Regions from separate parts of the Homo sapiens genome. Here all the other regions are linked to region 2. Evidence: chromatin loops called from intact Hi-C (ENCODE). Cell type or tissue: Calu3. All regions are shown on one strand.

Region 1 (5,000 bases), 220 kb before region 2:
GTAACATTTTTACACCTTTTTCTTGTACAGTATTTTTACCAACAGCTATTACTAAAGTTACAATAATATTTTGATACATAATGAGATGGAATTAAATATGTTTAAGGAAGTGCTGTTGATCTAAGTTACTAGAGAGTTTGGAATTGGCAGCAAGAATGGACCAAATATAGAATGATGTTCAGAACTGAAAAGGAGGTGAAGGGGGGTATATATATGAAATTGGGGGCTAGGAGAATTGAGATTTGGAAAGACAAGCATAGCATGGAAATAGAGTAAAAAGTTGAAAAGAATGTGAGCCTTGAGACAAATAGGCTTTGTTTTGGCATTCTTTTCTGCCACTTACCTGTGTAAACTTGAGCAATTAACTGCCCTTGGTCTTAGTCTCTGCAGCCATAAAATGGAGAGATTTATATCAGTGTTGTAAAAATTAAATGACATAAATACAAACCTAAAGTTCTTGTAACAAAGTGGACAGTCGAACACTAGGGTGGTGGCCAGTCTCTGAGATGACACTCAATGACCCCACCTCCTGGTGTTTACACCCCTGTGTGTAGTTCCTTCCCACGTAGTATCTGAGCTGGTCTGTGACAATAAAATACAGCAGAAGTGTCTCTTCTGAGGTTAGGTGATAGAAAGATTGCAATTTCCATTTGGGGTTCTTTCTTTCTTACTCATATCACTTGCTGTGGGGAAAGCTATGTTATATGAGGAACATGGGTGGCTCATGTGGTGAGGAGCTAAAGCTTCCTGCTAATAACTCTGTGCTTGAGCTTGGAGGCAGATCCTTCAGACTTAGTGAAGCCTCAGATAACTGCAGCCCCAGCTGACACTTTGATTGCAGCCTCGTGAGACATCCTAAGCCAGAACCACTGAGCTAAGCTGCTCCTGAATTCTTGACCCACCCAAACTGTGAGATAATAAATACTTCTCCTTTAAGTGCCTAAGCTTGGATTAATCTGTTATGCAGCAATCAATAACTAATACATGTAACTATCATTTTGAAGATTTGGGAGGTGATGGTTTAAATCTGTAGTAAGTGGGCGCTAATAGTAGGCAGTAAGAATTTTAAGTGGATCTAGCGGTGGGAAGGAAAGTTAAGCACTAGTATCCTAGGCCAGTTTATTGATTGATTGGTTGATTGATTGAGACAGAGTCTAGCTCTGTCGCTGAGGCTGGAGTGCAGTGGCCCGATCTCAGCTCACTGTAACCTCTGCCTCCAGGGTTCATGAGATTCTCGTGCCTCAGCCACCCAAGTAGCTGGGATTACAGGCATGAGCCACCACACATGGCTAATTTTTGCATATTTTTTTGTAGAGATGGGATTTCACCAAGTTGGCCAGGCTGGTCTGGAGCTGCTGGCTCAAGTGATCCACCGTTCTGGCCTTCCAAAGTGCTGGGATTACAGGTGCGAGCCACTGTGCCCAGCCAAAAGGTCAATTTATACTTTATTTATTGGAGGACTCTGAGCCAGGGCTTCTCAACTGGTAAGCTAGGAATTTGGCATAGATGTTTTTAGATATTGATTCCTTTACACTCTTTCGGAGGTTTGGTGAGGTCTGGGAGGCTGAATTCTTGGAGCTGGTCACCTCTGGTCTTGCGAAGGCTCCCCTTTTTATGCCCATGTGCCATACAATATGATTTTCTATGTGTGCCATCGTGTGAGAACATTGGACAGTACTGGCATTTACAAGGCCAGCATCTTCATTGGACAGTACTGGCATTTACAAGGCCAGCATCTTTGCTTTGAGTACAGAAGTGTGAGACAAATAACTTCATATAAACTGTGAACAGCGAAGGTTAGACTAAGTCAGAATTTAAAAATCTAGTGTTCTATGGTCCCTTAAGGTCTATAAAGGGGGATTCAAATATTCAACCTTTGTGCCTCAGTTTCCTCAATTGTACTAGCAACCATACCCATTTCACAGGATTGCTGCGATTGTTACATGAGCTATCCAATATCAAGTGCTTAGAACTGTGCCTGTCTGGCATATGTTTAGTGCTCAATAATGTCAGTTACAATTATCATTGCTTCTGGACCCTGGCTCCAAACTTCTTCCTACCAGCTTGAATTCTTGGAATCAGGCTTGGATTAGGTCTTCCTGTATTCATAACAAGACTAGGTTATTGTAGCCCAGGGCTTCAAATCTGCTGTTCCTTTCTCCTGATTGAGGCAATATCCCTCTGGAACATGAGAATTTTTTGGGAGTTATTTATTCATTTCACCCTGACTTGGCAAGAACAGGCAGAGGCTGCTGTTCACCTCCATAAGTCTCAGATATTTTACTTGTAAAATAAAAGGGTTAGATTATGTGACTTATAAGGCCTCTTTCAGTCATAACAATCTATGAGTTTATAAATAATAGAATTAACGCACAGGCGAGTAGTAGTGGTGAAGTGGAGTGAAAGGTGATCAGTGCAATTGCAGTTTCAAGCTTAAAATAATTGTACAGGACATTTAGATAAAACCTGGCTTCCAAGGCTATCTAGGTATACATTACATATGAAAAAACTCTAGTTTCTGAAAAGTGAGAAATATCTGTAGTTATTCTCATAACATTTTATTTGATTTTATACTAAATTCTATGTTCTATACTGTAATGATGTGTCTATACTCTACACATAAACCAGTATCTATCTATCTATCTACCATCTAGCTATCCATCTATATGCAGCTATCACTTTAAAGAAAAATTAAGGCATTATTCATGAACAAGTTTAATTTGCTTTAAAACAATAATATTAATGATATTTTCATCCAATAATATTAACTTTCATGTATTATTTTCCAAAAGGTAAAGCAACTGTTGTGGAAATTAAAGACTCAGATTTTTACAATGAGACTGAACCAATGAATAAGGTTTTTGGATGGCAATTAAAGAATTCTCAGTAAAAAGGAATATTTAGATTAAATAGGATAATTTCATCATCACAGTTAAATAAAAAAAAAAAAAAAAAAAAAAAATCACTTCACAAAACAGCCAGCAGAGGTCCTCAGTCCCATAGTTTATCAATTCTATCACCGTCCTGAAAAATCTCTCCCTGTTGAATAAGGAGCTGGCTCCAAAGGCTCATTTGCTTACTTCAGATAACTAATCACAATGCATCGCCTACAGGTTTAAACTAGAGATGGAAAAGAACATATTTAAATCAAAAATACATTTATTCTCATAGATTTTTTTAAAAAAATACAATTAATATGTGCAACAATGTATAATGTGTTGAAAGAAATACAGATACAAAAGAATGAGGGAGTAAAAGGGCAAGTTACATGTTTTAAATCAGTAGTTTTCAGAAAAATTCAACAGATAAAGGTGAAGAATGTTGAGGAGAAGACAAAGCCATTATATATGGGTCTCATTTCTGTTCCTTTCTCAGTTTGAACTATTGTTTTACTTCTAGGAGAAAAATAAAATGAAAGGATTCATATAGGACATTCTTTAGGCAAAAATCCTAAATACTGTGTTTTTTCATTAAAATTTTAAAAAGGATTTAATAGAATCAGAAATAGAAATAACTAATGAGGTTGTTGCTATCTGAGATACTTAGAAAATATTTCTGAGTTGCCAATCTTTCTCCTCCTGTTTCTTTTTGTCTTAACACTGAGACAGCATTGAAACTTCTCTTAAAAGGAAATACTCATTGGATGACCGCCAGAGAAACTTGAGCGTCTCTCTTGATAGAGCTTACTAGTTTACTGGTGTTGTGTTAGGGTTAATTGGCAATATGTGCAAGATATAAAAAACCCAATATTTCGTCAAACAAAGAAGTAAACATTTAAGACAATGGCCAAAGCTCAATCTCTTTGGGTCTTAGCTTCCCAATCTAAGTAATACTTTGAGGTTATTGTGTTTGTGGAGGAATGTGTTAGGCAGGGCAGGCCAAGGGATATAATTTAATGACCTGACATAGATGTATATACTAGGAAGATTAACTAGACATCATCTCATGGCCAAAAGTAAATATAATGGAAATTAGATAACAAGGAAGGAAAGATTCTGAGTAAAGATGAGATAAATAATCTCAAAGTAAAAGAAAAAGGAAGGCTCATCTAGGCAATTGTCTTCTCATTCTTTTCAATTCTTCTTGAGGTTGTTTGCCTTTTTTTCTTCCTAATATTATCTTCTGTCTCTCTTTCTCTTTGGTGGTGGCAGGCTGCCTTGAAAATTAGAGAGTCTTTAGAATTCAAACACAGACAAACCAATAATGGGAATGTGGGAGACATTCTTGGCCTTTCTTAAAGGTAGATCTGGGACACTCTAAACATTTATATAAAAGCTAAGCAGCTTTTTAAGGTTTTTTTTAAGAAAGTGGTCAGAGAATTGGTGGGTAGCACTTAATTAAATTCATGATAGCTTTTAGAGCAAGTGAACATCTTTGGAAAAGGACTTGTTTATCTTACTTCCCTTCGTACCTTACCCAGCAAGAATGAACTGAGTGAGAAAGACCTATAATAGTGGAGATAAAGAATAACCAAAAGGAACTCTGTTGTTATCTATAATCTGCTTGCTTGAGTGTGCCTATTTTCTTTCTAAAAAACAGGCTTTCAGATAGTGCTAAATGATATGAGTAACTAATTTTCACTTACAGCAAGATATAATATGCACAGGTATGCATGAATGTCTTCAGGGCTAGTTATCACAGGCTTTGGTTTTACATAAAGATGTTTGGGGTATGTGCAGTGTTTTATTAATTCTAAAGTTGCGTGTTCACAGCACAGTATCTTTCCAGTGTATTAAATATGTTTTTCAGGTATATCTAATTTATTAATTTATTTCTTTTTTGGTCATAAAGCTCTGCATTTGCTACTATTTATTTGAGGCATTCTATTATGCCCAAGATTTCAATGAACATTATTTAGACCTCTGGATAGTAATAAATGTGTCTAAGTATATTTGTTGCCAAAGTGAAAACTATAATAGGATAAAATTATTATATAACATATTGCAAATAAACACATTTGTTTTATATGCAAATTAGATCTTGTTATATACTATATAACC
Region 2 (5,000 bases):
TCAGCACCCATATAGTGAACATAGTACCCAAGAGGCAGTTTTTCAGGCTTCAAGACCCTACAATCCTCCCGCTCTTAGTAGTCCCCAGCGCCCAGTGTCTATTGCTCCTGTCTTTATGTCCGTATGTACAGAATGTTTAGCTCTACGTATAAGTAAGAACATGTGGTATTTGGTTTTCTGTTCTTGCATTAGGTCACTTAGGATAATGGCCTCTAGCCATAACCATGTTGCTGTAAGGGACATGATTTCATTCTTTTTTTAAATTTGTCCATTAGATTGATTTAAACATCTACCATGTAAACATGTATCAAAACACCGGATAGTACTCCAGAAATATGTAATACATACAATTATCATTTGTCAATCGAAAATTAAGACTATTGAAAAATAAAAAATAAAATTAAAATGTCATTTTTGACATATAACATTCAGAAAAATTCATATCATATATTAATTTTCACAATTTTAACACATCTGAGTAACCAGCACCAAATTAAGACTCAATATATCACCAGTCTCTGAAACCTCTCCTGTGCATCCTTCCATTCACTATTCCCCCAATGCTAATAGCATTGATTAGTTTGCTTGCTTTTGTCCTCTACACATCTAGAATTATACAGTGTGGAGTCATTTGTGTCTAATTTCTTTCACTCAATGTTATGTTAATGAGATTCATTCAGATGTTTGCAGTAAACTCCTTTTTAAACTTTTATTTTAAATTCTGGGGTACATGTGCAGGTTTGTTATATAGGTAAACTTGTGTCATGGATGTTTGTTGTACAGATTATTTCATCGCCCAGATATTAAGCCTAGTAACCATTAGTTATTTTTCCTAATCCTCTCCCTCCTCCCACCCTCCACCCTCCAATAGGCTCTAGTGTGTGTTGTTTCCCTCTACGTGTCCATGTGTTCTCATCATTTAGCTCCTAATTAATGTGTAGTATTTGTTTTTCTGCTCCTGCATTAGTTTGCTAAGGATAATTGCCTCCAGTTTCATCCACATTCCTGTGAAAGACATGACTGCATTCTTTTTTATGGCTGTATAGTATTTCATGGTGTATATGTACCACATTTTCTGTATCCAGCCTATCATTGATGGGCATTTGGGTTGACTCCATGTCTTTGCTATTGCAAATAGTGCTGCAATGAGCATATGTGTGCATGTGTCTTTATAATAGAATGGTTTATATTCCTTTGGGTATATACTCAGTAATGGATTGTTGACTTGAATGGTATTTCTGTCTTTTGATCTTTGAGGAATCGCCACACTGTCACAATGGTTGAACTAATTTATGCTCCCACCAACAGTGTATGAGTGTTTCTTTTTCTTCACAACCTTGCCAGCATCTGTCATTTTTTGACTTTTAATAATAGCCATTCTGACTGGTGCAAGATGATATCTCATTGCCGTTTTGATTTGCACTTCTCTAATGATTAGTGATGTTGAGCTTTTTTTTTCATAGGATTGTTGGCTGCATGTATGTCTTCTTTTGAAAAGTGTCTGTTCATGTCCTTTGGCCACGTTTTAATGTTTTTTTTTCCTTGTAAATTTGTTTAAGTTTCTTATAGATGCTGAATATTACACCCTTGCCAGATGCATAGTTTGCAAAAATTTTCTCCCATTTGTAGGTTGTCTGTTTACTCTGTTGATAGTCTCTTTTGCTGTGCAGAAGATCTTTAGTTTAATTAGATCCCATTTGTCAATTTTTCCTTTTTTGCAGTTGCTTTTGGCATCCTTGTCATGAAATCTTTGCCTGTTCCTATGTCCTGAATGGTATTGCCTATGTTGTCTTCCAGGGTTTTTATAGTTTTGGGTTTTAAATTTAAGTCTTTAATACATCTTGAGTTGATTTTTGTATATGGTGTAAGGAAGGGGGTCCAGTTTCAATCTTCTGTATATGGCTAGTCAGCTGTCCCAGCACCATTTATTAAATAGGGAATCCCTTCCCCATTGCTTGATTTTGTCAGGTTTGTTGAAGATCAGATAGCTATAGGTGTGTGGTCTTATTTCTGGGTTCTGTATTCTGTTACATTGGTCTATATGTCTGTTTTTGTACCACTTTTCTTATATCCTTAAACCCTCCTGAATGCTTGTAAGTCCCTTTTGGGGAGACGTAGGCCATTATATCCTGAACTTCTGGTAACAGGCCGGTGTTCTGCCAAAGAAGGAATTTGTGGAAGTCTTACTGCATTTTCTCCCACATAATTCTTCTCTTTTGGTCAGATTAAACTCCCTGCTACTGCAGCCTCTTAAAAAAATCCACCTAAGCCTTGCTTAAGATTGCCATCTGCTGGCATTTTGCCTGAGACTTCGCAGATACCCAGCCTATGGGCAATTGTTATAACTGCTTCTCCCAGTTCCAGATTTTGCTCTCTCTTTGCCAGCCTATGATTATGTGGTCCCAGCATGCATCACGCTAAAAGGGGATAGGCAAATCTGATCTGCATATGTGCTTATAACACGGTATGTATAAATCATTTTAAATAAAAATGTTTTAAGGTTACTATTGAGAAATTCTAGGCATGCAAGTGGCAAAGATACACATAAGCAAAATAAACATATTTACAATCTGAGAAAAGAGAATAGTTCTGGGAAAGAAGTAGCACCTCAAAATTGTCAACTACAAGTAATATATATTCTACTCAGATTTACCTAGCCCATTAAGAAATCATTTTTTATGTTATAGGCAAATGTGAAGAATTATGGGTAAGATAGCTTTTACATCAAAGATAATTTACCTTGCTTGGCAGGTTTTCTGAAATACATGAGTCTACTGTTTGTATCGCTCTGAAAATTTTTTTTCTAACTATTTTATAGTAAATTCACGTAATACAATCATGGGCTTTAAAAAATCCAATTCGAATGTTTCAATTCATGGCAATGATTGTTCTTCAAAATCTTATTGAGCAATTTCTGTACAAATGATCAGTTCAAGTAAAAATTTCATATGAAAAAAATTACCTTTATAGGAACCTCATTCATAAGATGTTAAAGGTACCTAGATATTCTTTACCTTTTTATGGGCATTCTCCAGATTATTAGATAATCATCTGTCTTTAACATTCCTCTAAAATTGAGATAATTGCATCTTATGGGGTCTTTTGAGTAAATAAGGAAAACACATACAAAATTTTGCATAGCTTTATCAGAAATAGGTTAAGCTCAAGCTGAAAAACAGTTTATGCTTTGTTATATAGCCTTTATTACTACCTCCAATAAATAAGCTATTACAATGCCACATCACTAGAAGAGTGTCAACTATATCTGATTCCAAGTCACTGAAATGTCTCATTATTAATTAGCTTGCAGTATAGCACAGGAAGAATAACGCATTTTTATCTAGACAAATTTAGAGCATATGTTTTGGCTGACCAACTACATTCCAATGTACAGTGCACCACTGTCATTTTTAGGCATTTACTTTCTCACTAGCACAATAGCTATACAGGAGAGTAAGTACTGATAATAGCTGTGTGAATACAGCCTTATGATGATGGTCTACCAAATAGTGGACTCATAAAATTTGGGGCGCATGAGAATCATAGTAGTTCGCAACTCATGAGTCTTGAGTGAATAACAATTTATTAAAAAGTAATAAAAGAAATACATTAAAATGCTATGTAAAAGACATTTTTAAGACATTAAACTATGTTATATACCAGTGTCTCCTAAAGCCTTTTTATAATTTAAAGATGATACACGTTTGTTTGTGATGCAGTCCTCTGTCTTTTTTTAAATTGCAATTTGAGATAGTGTTTTGCTAATTATGCTTTTAATGTGTTTGCTATAGTCATGCAGCCAACAAAATTTAGAACCCATGGACGATTTCTTGGCATAATTTATTTATACTGGACATCCTCATTGGATAAATTTAATATTTATTTTGATCACTAATCTAATGCAATAGTGTCATGAAGGCATTTCATCTTTTTGCAAAATGAATAATATTTGCTTCAGTGCTTAACTTTATTTTTTTTTTTGAGATGGAGTCTCATTCTGTTGCCTAGGCTGGAATGCAGTGGCGAGATCTTGGCTCACTGCAACCTTTGTCTCCCGGGTTCAAGCAATTCTCCTGCCTCAGCCTCCCGAGTATCTGGGATTACAGGCACGTACCACCACAGCCAGCTAATTTTTGTATTTTTAGTAGAGATGAGGTTTTGCCATGTTAGCCAGACAGGTCTCAAACTCCTGACCTCAGTTGATCTGCCCACCTTGGCCAACATTTTTTTTTAATCTCTCTGAAAATAACAATGCATGTAATAAAAATTTTTAAGCAGTACTATGAAAAATGTGCCCATCTCTCTCTCAAGTTTCATCTACTCCCCAGGAGTTACCTTGTGTACCCTTCCAGAATTTTTCCAGGCATATATACAAGCATATGGATACATCTTATTTTATACCTGTGAGATAATACATATAAACTGTTCTGTCATTTGCTTTATCTCTTGGAGAATTTTCTAAATTAGAATAACAAATCTACCTTATTCTTTTTAATAGATGTATATAGTCTTCCTTTCTATGGATGTTCATATTTTATTAAACCTAGTTTTGAAAAACATTAATGTTGTTTACAGGTCCTTTTCCCCTCACTAATATAAATAATGCCGCAGAAATAATCTTGTACACATATATCTGAGTTATGCACAAATATGTTTTCAGGGTAAACACCTTGAAGTACAGTTAGTGAGTCAAAGGGTATGCAGTTTACATTTTGATAAATTCCTCTTCATAGATATAGTATCAATGCATATTCCCACCATTTATTCAAAACTGTAAAAAAATTTATTTTACATTTTTGTGTATTTTTTAATTTCATTACTATTGCTTTTGTTTATGAAATTTGCTGTCAATATATTTTCTAATATTTTTTCTACAGTCATCTTACTAAACTCTTCCAGTTTATTAGTTGATTCTTTTAGATCTTCCCATATAAAAAACTCTATCATCTAAAAATGGTGATGATTTTTACTCCTCTTGCACCTCTCCTATTTTTCTTTTA
Region 3 (5,000 bases), 150 kb before region 2:
ATGTATTCCATTGTGATTTTACTACCCTCTCCTTTGAAAACAACCACTCTCCCGATATTTTTGTGAATAACTTTCTTGCTTCCATTTGTATTTTTTTTGCCGCCTATGAATGCCTCTCTAAGCAATATATTTTAGTTTTGCCTCCTTTTTGAGCTTGACATCAGTGGAAATAGATTATACATAATCATTTGGGTCTTACTTCTTTGCTGAATATTACGATCATTAGGTTCATTTATGCTGTTGTGTGTAGCTGTAATCCATTTCATCCATTTCATTGCTGTGAGAGTGTGCCATAGCTTGATTAGACCACAATTTAAAAAGATTCTGTTACTGCTGGGCGTTTTAGATTTTTCCATGTCCTTTAGCTTTATAGCTTTTAAAATTATCTTCTCTTTTTGCTGTTGCCTTCTCTCATCCTCTTTGGGTATGTATCTTAAATAAAGTTCTTATTTTTTTCTTTTGAATCATTTGTACTTTTTAAGTAGGGGGGCACTGGGAGATAAACCCTATGTTTAAATGAAGCCAGGATTATTATGTTAAGCTATTATATGGTGTCAAAGTTATAGAAATTATGCTAAATACATTTTTGTACACTTGAGTTCTCTGATTCTTTTTGCTGTCATAAACCAAGACTGAGGAACTTAGGACAATGTTGAAGCTAAGTTTTATAAAACCTAAAATTACGATTTGGTTAAGAAAGAGATCTTAGTGCGTTTGATGTAGGAATTCCACTTTGCAAAGAGAATGGAAGTAACTGTCTCCATACAAAGGCAACCACAAACTAACGCTTGCCTTTGAATTTGTGATATCCCCTAATTCTCCAGTATTTTTCTTTTTACATTAATATTCCCTTAAAAACATTACCTGGAATGATCCTCTGTGCATGGAGAAGTACACATTCTGCAATGATAAGTGTAAACAAAACTGAACATTTTATTTCTCCCTTTTTGCTATTCTCTGACCTGCAGTGCATTCCAATACTTTCTGCTTTCAGTTAACACGCAGTTCTTTATTATTTTGATCACTGGACCTCAATAGCGCAGCACACAGGCAATGGCCAATGGATATTCTGGCCTGAATATTAATGATATCTGAGTGCAGACTGAGATATAATAATGCTAAAAATTGTAGATGATGGTTTATTATTTCTAGACAGTAGCACACAGCTAAAGGGAGAGTATAGGTAATTAAATACAGGTGATATAAACACACACTTTACTCTTTTGTGGCCAAATATAATTATATCACATATATCATAAATTCAAAGTTTCATTTTCAAAAGAGCAACCTAATTATTTTCAAAGCTTTTTGTAAAAAACCCCATTCATGACCTTGATGATTACACAGACTAAGAAAGCTATATTTAAAAGAGTGTTTTTCTGTGTAAGAAATATCTTTTAGTGGTTCATTAAAATCACTGTGAAGCATTTTTTCCCTTTCAGGTTACATAATATAACGATAAATATACCTGCTCTGATCATAAGCATCAGTGTTTAATTGAGGAATCAGTTTGAACTCCAGAAAACGTGGTACCTATTATTCATAGGATTGAATATTTTTTGATTTAAAAAAACACACAAACAAAGAAAAAAGCAGATAACTTAAGGAAGGGGAACTCTTATAAAGTAGAAACTTTACCTGTGATGTAGTGGTGTTGCAAAGACCACTAATGGTGTCTCCTACTATCTGATCTGGAAACAAAGACATTGTCCTGTTGTATTTTATTTACAGAAAAATAGGGTTACATGGAATCACGTTACTTGTATAAGAAAGGCAGTCATCACCTTTCTTTTATTGAATACATAATTTTTCAGGATTTGGGGATGATTTTTCTAAAGCAGAATCCTTTTTCTTTTGGAATATTTCAGATAATTTCAATAGAATCTCAGCTGGAGCTCAAGACTTGGTTATTTTCTTTTTCTTTTATTTCTTTTTTCTTCTTTCTTTTTATTTTTTATTTTTTAAATGAATCCAGCATTCCTTTGGAGAACAGAAGGTGGCACTCTTCCTTTTATCTTGTGAAATTTTCCACTTGAATGTTTAATTCTTCCTGTTAAGATTCGGAGCAGCACCCTGTTGGCAAGTTGATTGTTTCTTTGTGGTTAATGACTACTTTTTCACTTATCAAAAGACAGGGACACATTCCATGAAGTGTAATATTGAATGTGAGGCACCAAGTGTCATTGGCAATTCAATAGTAAATAGCGGTTAAAGTTTGATGAGGTCTCTTACAGTTTACTTGCCCGTGTGAGCAACTTGTTTCCTGAATGATTTTCTCCTCATTTTGTTTTATTGATGTAGGGAATAGAAAGCATCTAAATATAGGAGATCACTTGGAAAAGATTTGCTATTACCACTTCCACATGCTCAGAAACTGGTGGCTGATTAAATGAGCATATAGTGATAAAATGTGTGACCTTTCAGCCAATTCTAAGTCTCAAACTTCTTTTTGAATCTTAAATCTTGTTTTATTTTCTTGTATTTGGTATCTATCTAGGCTAGTTAATGTTGGTAAGGTTGAGATTGTCTCATAGATGGCAACAAAATTGGTTTGATTGCCCTACGTTGTATTTACATTTTTTCCCAAGGGCATGAAAGCAGTTACACATATTCAAGTATTTTCTAAATAATGTTATCTTGTTAGATTTAATATATTCTGTTTCTTTTTTGAAGGTCATCTCTTCATTATGCATATAAAACAGGCCCAGATTTTCCTAGTGGTCCTACATTTTAGGCTTCATCGTCATATAATTTGCTTCAATTTTTAAATATTTTAAGCTCCAAATTGAATATGAATTGTAAACATCACTGTGTCTTGTTACTAATATAAGTTATTAGGATATGTATGTGTTAGGGAGTTGGATAATTCAATTTGATTCTATTTTTAACATTCTACCTGACATCAGTGTAGAGTTTAAATCCTGGTTCTGCTCAACACTTTAAATGATATGGCCTGTATGTATGTCTGGAGCAATTCTACCTATCATATCCCAGGTTGTTTTTGTGCTGTTTTAATTATAGCTCTTGTTTTTATTAGCTAAACAATTCAAGACAGGTCTTGTACTCTTGCAAAAGTGGTATCTATTAAGAAAGCAAACCAAAATTCACAATAAAAATAAAAAAGTGTTTGGTCCTTTATAAAAACTAGATAAAAATCAATGGATTTTTTGGGATACTGGGCTAGGAAGAAATATCAAATGATAATACCTTTGAGTATAAGCCTAAAAGCTCATGGCTGATAAGACATAGGAAAGGAGCAACAAAACATGGTTCTAATAATCATGACCAGAGAGAGTTGCTTGGATGTCATGATAATCATCTGTCTCCTTTCCCCACTTCCTACATTGATAAACCATAGAAAAAGGAGTTCACAGAAATCAATTATTAAGAGGACCTATTACAGAATCTAGTCCTGGAGAATAAAAATAAGTATAACTGAATCTTTAAGAATTTGAGAGCGATGGAGTCCACGTACTACTTGGTGATTTTTCATTATATTGGCCTCTAGGTAGAATGAGCATGGATTTTCTCCGATTAGAAGGCCTGTAATTTGTTTTGCAGGGACTTTGAAATCAGTAGTTTTAGGCTGTATAGCTGCTAGTCTGGGTGTATTTTGCATGGATTTTACAGCTGTAGCACTCAGGAATAAAGTCATAGAGCCAAAGACAGCTTTCTAATATAAACTTTGATGTTCTATAGCAGAGGTCAGCAAACTATTTTGTAAAGGCCCTATAGTTAATGTTTTAATCTTTCTAGGCCAACAGACAAAAATGAGGATATTATGTAGGTACTTTTATAACTATTTACAAGTAACCATTTAAATATGTAAAAAAATTCTTAGTAGGCTATACAAAAATAGGCAGTAGACCTGGTTTGGCCTGCAGGCCACGGTTTCCTCAATCTCTACAGCATTCAAAAACTGTATTCTGTGTCTATATTTTGTTTTAATAATTCAGGTTAAGATCCAGATGTTTGTTTGGTCAGAAATACAGGAACACTAGTATTCTTAGAGCTTGAATGTTTGTTTGAATTATGTAAAGAACTGTAGCTGATTAGACAGATTAAAATTTTGGTTTGGTTGATTTGCTTGCACTAATAAAGACACATTCACATCTGGCAAACATAAAGGCAGGTCCTCAACAATCAAGTGGCATTTATTTAAACTATTATGGAAATGTCAAAAGTCCTGCTGGAGACAAGGAATCATTACAGCAGGTAGTTCCTGATGTTTTATAATTCTGTGCCTAGGAAAGACCTGATCTAGTTTAATAAGTTAAATAAATCACTCAGGAAAAAATAAAATTGTATGAAAAGGAAAAATGTAAAGGCATAGTTTGGTGATAAATTTTGTCTTGCAGTTGCAGAGGCTCTTTAATGATTCCCTAGTTTGTACTAAGCCTTTGAGAACTGCTTTCCTTGGAATTTGCAGGGAAATATCCAGCAGATGGGCTGAAGGTCTTGTCTAGCTACTGAAAGACTTGCTAGCCCAAAAGGAAATCAGGTCATCCAATCAGATGAACCCATTCTCTTGAGGTTCTGCACAATTGCTTCTCTGGATGGCAGTTAATCATCAGGCCATATGGGTGCTTTTAACATCTGGCTAACTTCCAGGAAGAATTCAATAAGTTTGGTCTAGTACAGTTGGAACATATCTTCCACTGTTTATGTGTCTCATAATTCGTAGAAAAATATCTTTTCATATTGGGAAAAAAGGCTTAGAATCAACAGGGTTTCATTGGCCCTACAGAGTTCCCCTGGCTATGAGCTGTTGCCCACCTTAGGTTTGTCTCCTACAGGAGATGACGTTGCTATCTTCATATCACGAACAATGGTTCATGACATCAAGATATTTCTCCATTAGTTTTGTCCTATGCATGCTTCTCTATGAATTCAATACATGTTTAGTATTTTCATTGTAGGTGATTAGTGTTTTTAGTTACTTTTAAATTTCACTTATATGAGAGAAAAGACAGAAAGTGTAGTCAGGGATGTGTTTTCAA

The links. Hi-C counts contacts between places; a loop is a spot of excess contacts. Peaks named below come from ENCODE experiments on the same cell type or tissue, not always from the same donor. Only the 100,000 strongest peaks of a DNase experiment are listed, where the experiment ranks them.
Region 1: a loop joins it to region 2, with 12 times the contacts of the local background. A loop is called at or near these places in 7 of 110 quality-filtered maps.
Region 3: it touches region 2 in a loop (10-fold over the local background); 2 of 110 quality-filtered maps call a loop at or near these places.

What each region holds. Positions count from the first base shown.
Region 1 is chr5:99,101,740-99,106,739 of GRCh38, forward strand. No RefSeq gene overlaps it. Among named protein-coding and RNA genes, the nearest start is that of CHD1, 180 kb to the left of the region's middle. In Calu3, a CTCF peak has its summit at 3,015; no DNase peak of the experiment used is centred here.
Region 2 is chr5:99,318,356-99,323,355 of GRCh38, forward strand. No RefSeq gene overlaps it. Among named protein-coding and RNA genes, the nearest start is that of LINC02113, 210 kb to the right of the region's middle. In Calu3, no CTCF peak of the experiment used is centred here; a DNase peak (open chromatin) is centred at 2,296.
Region 3 is chr5:99,167,429-99,172,428 of GRCh38, forward strand. No RefSeq gene overlaps it. Among named protein-coding and RNA genes, the nearest start is that of CHD1, 240 kb to the left of the region's middle. In Calu3, a CTCF peak has its summit at 2,027 (motif pointing right); no DNase peak of the experiment used is centred here.